Regions from separate parts of the Mus musculus genome. Here region 2 is linked to region 1. The links are chromatin loops, found by intact Hi-C in ENCODE. Cell type or tissue: gastrocnemius. All regions are shown on one strand.

Region 1 (2,500 bases):
GTCAGCTGTCAGTCTGAAAGTCCTCTGCAGACTCATCTCTTGGAAGCTCAGTAGCAGCACGGTCCCTGTTTGGAAGGCTACAGAGCCTGGCTGTCAGAGCGAGCCTTTGACCTTGTCCCTTGGGTCTATTCTATTTCCTGGTCGTCTGCCATAGTCTTCTCTCCATACCGTCTTTAGTGTGATGGATTGCAGCTCTCTGAAACCATGGTCTTCAACTAAGCTTTCTTCTCTCAAGTTGTTTCTGCTTGATGCAAAAATAACTAACACGTCATGGAAATGTGCTTCCACAAAGGGAAACAATACAGCAATAGCTTATGGGCATCCTGCCCTTTGAAGAGATTTTTGTTTTTATTTATTATATTTAAGGATCTTCTTCCTGGCACTCATGCTGGGTGACTCACGAACACCTGTAATTCTAATTCCAGGGGGTCAGACTCTTGATTCTGGATTGTGTGACACAGATGTATACACAGAAATAAAAGAAAATAAATATATTTAAAGATTCTGCAAAGTCCTATTTGATTTTCAAAAAGTCTCTTCCAATGTGTGTGTGTGTGTGTGTGTGTGTGTGTGTGTGTGTGTGTGTGTAGGGGTTCAGGGGGTGGGGGGAGACACATACAGAGGTGAGATCATTCATTTGTTAGCCAGTCAACAAACATGGAATGAGTTCCTGTGTGAACCACATCAGAAGGCAGAGATAAACTCATGGTCCAAGATGCCTTAGATATGATATATACATCATTATATATATATATATATATATATATATATGTGTGTGTGTGTGTGTGTGTGTGTGTGTGTGTGTGTATGTGTGTGTGTGTGTGTGTGTGTGTGTGTAAATAAAATACTGTTTTATGTGTTTCAGGGGCATTTCAAATTATCCCCAAACCTTGTTTTTCTAGCACTGAGACAAGCGTTCGTTAGCATCGCTATTTCACAGGATGGTTGGTGGAAGAATTGGTTATAACCCACCCCACCTCAGCTTCTCTATTTTCTCACCAGACCACAAGGGGGCCCTGTGTGCAGCATCTCTGAGATGCCTCTCTAGTTTTCCACACTGGACCACGAGGGGGCACCATATATAGTATCCCCGAGAGGGCTCTCAGAGAACACGACTTTAGATGAGCAAAATGCACCAAAGAATTGTTACAGAAGCAAAGGGGTGCTAGTTCTCTGCCCCTGGAGGATAAGGAACTCTTGGGAGCCCCTTCCCAACAGGGTGCGCTGTCTGAAATGGGCCAACACCCCCAGGTTTACCTCGGTCGCCAGCGGCAGAGTGCATGCTACTTTGTTTCTAGCTTGTGTTTCTAGGTACAGGTCTCTACAAGCCCTAGTGTTTCTCGTAGATCTTTTGTTCCCTTCCTTGTTGGTTGCCTTTTGCAAACAGGACTAGCACTAAACCCAAACCCTCTTTTGTCAAACCCTAGGCCCTTGCCTGTGTGGACTGGGTGTCTAGACAGGTTTCACTTTTTTTTTTTTTTGTTTGTTTCATCCTAAAAACACCCCTGCTCCCCTCCCCCAGTCCTTTGCTTTGATACTTCAACCTTGTGCAAGACTCTGAGCTAACTCTCTGTGCCCTTCTAACCAATCCTAAAGTGTCCCATTGGCCACCCGATGTCATTTTGCATAGGGATTGAATTCCCAAAGAGCTTGGATGTTCTCAATCCTGCCCCATCCACACACACCTTTTAGGCAGCTAGATCATAAAAGCGACTCATAAAGTGCCTTCTGAAGGATGGCCGCTAGGATGTGGGCAGGGGTCTGGTGTCTGCCTGTACCCGGGCTGCTGGGTAGGCAGGCCAGTAGAAATTAAGGGAGTGTTTTCATTCAACGGCATTCTTTGCTGACTCTGGTCTCCCTGGAAAACAGTCTGTGAGAAGATAACATAAGATACTCTCTCTGTTAGCTCAGTTTTTCTTAATTATAGTAGTTTGGGAGATGACTTAAATCATGTTCTGAGGCTCTGAAGTGATTTTTTTTTTCTATCCTTCATATTGCAAAGGAATTTTTTGCAACGTAGGTATGAGTATTTGCTGATTTTTCAGTTGTCCCATTTTATCCCCCGTGTTTTTACCTCTATGCACTAAAATCCTTTCGAGGTTGTAATATATGTATATGGGTGAGTGTGTGTGTATGTATATATGTGGGTATATATATATACATATATGTATGTATGTATGTACACACACACACACACATATATATATATGTATATGTATATAATATTTAACTAACCAACCTTCCTTCCTCTAAGTGTTACAGCTCTGAAGGGTATTCTGGCATTCAGGAGCCAAGGAGTACCACAAAAATCACACCGTACAACAAACCTCAGACAACAGATTTATTGGGAAAGACAAGAGGGTGGCCGCTTCTGCTAGTGGAGGAGCAGTTCAGGACTCAGCAGAAGGCAGGGTTTTGTGGGGGGGTGGTGCGGGGGCGGCAGAGCTTTCCAGGGTAGCCAGGGGTTGGAGGAATTATGGGAGGATATACATGTACTGGA
Region 2 (2,500 bases), 160 kb after region 1:
GGCCCTGGCTCAGCAGACTCCCCAGCCCTACTGTTTTAAGTGATAATGGGGACAACCTTGGAAACGCACAGAACAAGGGAGACCAGTGTTAGCCATTAGGGACACACCCAGCAGAGCAATGCTCTTTAGCAGGGAAGTAAATACCTGAACTCCACTTTTGTTGTATGGCTATAAAAAGACTCAGGGGCCCCCAGGTGAGTTCAAAGTCCCCTCTGTTTACAGAACGGAGTCAATCTTGTTATAATGGACACACTAGAATTCACAAGCACAGAGCACTTGAGTCTCTTCTTTGACATATCTCCATAGAGATGGTCCTCTGTTTGTGGCTAACAGGTCTCTCCAGAGAGTGGAGAGAGGAACTGAGGAGCCCTGGAGTATCAGAGACTAGCTTTTCAAGCCCTATTAGACTTGCTTTGATTACTCAACCAGTGGCTGCTGTAGGTGACGGGCCAGGGTTAATACTTGGTAGGGTCTCAGCTCTCGTCTGAGCACACTGAGAGAGTGAGCTCTCTTCAGCATAGAAGTCTGTGCTCAGCCAGTGTCATCCCGTGAACAGTGGCCTGTGAGCTGTAAGGAGAAGGTCAGTCAGATGTCCCTGTTGCTGGTTCTTCAGAATAAACCCCATTTCCTTGTCCCATTCTCTTTTCTTGTCCTGCCTGCATCTCCATGGACCAACCTCACCCAGGCTGTTTTAGTTCCTCCCCCATATCTTCCTCAAAGCCACAGCTCATCGTAGGACTCCTGTGTTACCCCAAGCAAGGCCGAGGTTAGGAACCCCAAGGCACAAGGATCATGACGCCTGGCCTTTCGTGGTTTCTTCCAGCTGCAACTTTGGGGATGAATACTCTGTCCCTTTCTGTGTATGCATGGGCTAGATCGCTTCAACCAAGGATCCTTCCTGGTTCTAGACTGACAAGTGTGTGGAAGATGTGAGCAAACTCACCTTGATATTTCAGGCTGAAGCTTTATCTAATTAACAATACATGAGTTGGCAGCTAGGTCTGTGTGGTCAATGAGTTCAAGGGTTCCACCATTTTGGGAAACAAGGGCTCACTCCTGTCCAGCATTTTTGTATCTCAAAATTAGTGAAGATGAGGATGTCAGGTGTCAGCCTGACCTCTAGAGGCCAGACTTAAGGGCAAGGCATCAGATGATACTTAAGCCACAAATTTGTCCCAAGCCCAAGTACAAGGTTGACATATATAGCATCTGATAGTCTGGGCAAGCCAAGTGGTCCCTGGGGCCCACCATTACTATTGCACAACTTGGTATTTTGCCGTTCTTGGCTCATCCAAGCTATGTTTTTCTCCTGGTTTAGTTTCTCTTTCAAATTCCCTGATTTGAAATTGTAGACCTGGGTAGCCCAAGCAGAAGTGTCATCATCTGGCTTTGGCAACTTCCTCTGTGACTGGCCGTGGGAAAAGAAAGATGGGCTCACAGATCCTCAGAGAGCAAGGGAATCTTAAGGATCCGAAGCCTGCCATTTCTGTCCAGGCCTTCAGTCAGTTAGCAAGGTCATTGGAGTAACACATTCCTTAGATTATTGACTTAGTGAGTTCCTACTGTGTGCCAGGTGCCCTAGTGGGTGATGGAGGGACATGACCAAGATATCAAGCAATATCTTGTTACCCAGGAAGTTATCTAGGAAGGAGATAGTTAAATATGTGGTTAGGATGCACAGCAAAGTATAGTGTATTTGTGAGTAGAGAGAGAATGTGTTAGGGGAAGGGATGTTACCCAGGGAATCATAAAACCTTCATAGGAGAAGTGAAATCCATTCCCCAACTCCACCTTTCCTGAAGAAAAATTGACACATAAAATTTGTAGATATTTAAGGCATACAACTGCACATTTTGCTAAAAGTCTACACTGGAAAACAGTTGCCACTATCAAAATCCATCCCTTCCCTGAGACTGAGGAGTCAGAGCTCTGTCTCTTGGATTTCTGTCATTATCCTCACGGCTACACTGTGAAGGTTTCATCTGTGCCCCATCCTGCAAAGGGGTATATTGAAGCTTTAATCCCAAATTCCTAGGAATATGACCCTATTTGGACACAGCTCTCAGATCTCATCCAGGTAAGAGAAGGTCATTAAAGCCAGCTCTAATACGTTAGTCATTGTCCTTACGGGTCAACAGTAGATGAGGACAGAAACTGAGGAGGTAGCTCTGGAAAGGCAGAGGCAGAGGTCAGAATGATGCTGCCACAGGCCACAGAATTTGGGGACCTCTAGGAGACAGAAGGGAGTGGAGACTCCCTAAAGCTCTGTGGGAAAATGGCCCTGTCTGCTGACTGGGCTCAGACTTCTGTCCTCCCGAGCCATGGGACTTCATTAAAGAAATCTAAAAACGTGGTCACAGTGGTCCCATTATTCTCCAGAGTCCAAATGACTGAGATGTTCCTTAATTGGAGAGATAACATTTCTGATGTTAACCTTTCAAATAGATGAGCTTCCAGGAATGAAGGCTGGGTGACAGCTATGTAACACAGCATCTGCCCA

Evidence for each region. Hi-C counts contacts between places; a loop is a spot of excess contacts. Peaks named below come from ENCODE experiments on the same cell type or tissue, not always from the same donor. Only the 100,000 strongest peaks of a DNase experiment are listed, where the experiment ranks them.
Region 2: it touches region 1 in a loop (2.2-fold over the local background); 10 of 42 quality-filtered maps call a loop at or near these places.

What each region holds. Positions count from the first base shown.
Region 1 is chr13:41,301,822-41,304,321 of GRCm38, forward strand. No RefSeq gene overlaps it. Among named protein-coding and RNA genes, the nearest start is that of Smim13, 53 kb to the left of the region's middle. In gastrocnemius, a CTCF peak has its summit at 1,046 (motif pointing right); a DNase peak (open chromatin) is centred at 1,067.
Region 2 is chr13:41,458,768-41,461,267 of GRCm38, forward strand. It overlaps a transcript of Nedd9 not described here. Among named protein-coding and RNA genes, the nearest start is that of Gm32401, 27 kb to the right of the region's middle. In gastrocnemius, a CTCF peak has its summit at 1,133 (motif pointing left); no DNase peak of the experiment used is centred here; H3K27ac peaks cover 938 bases.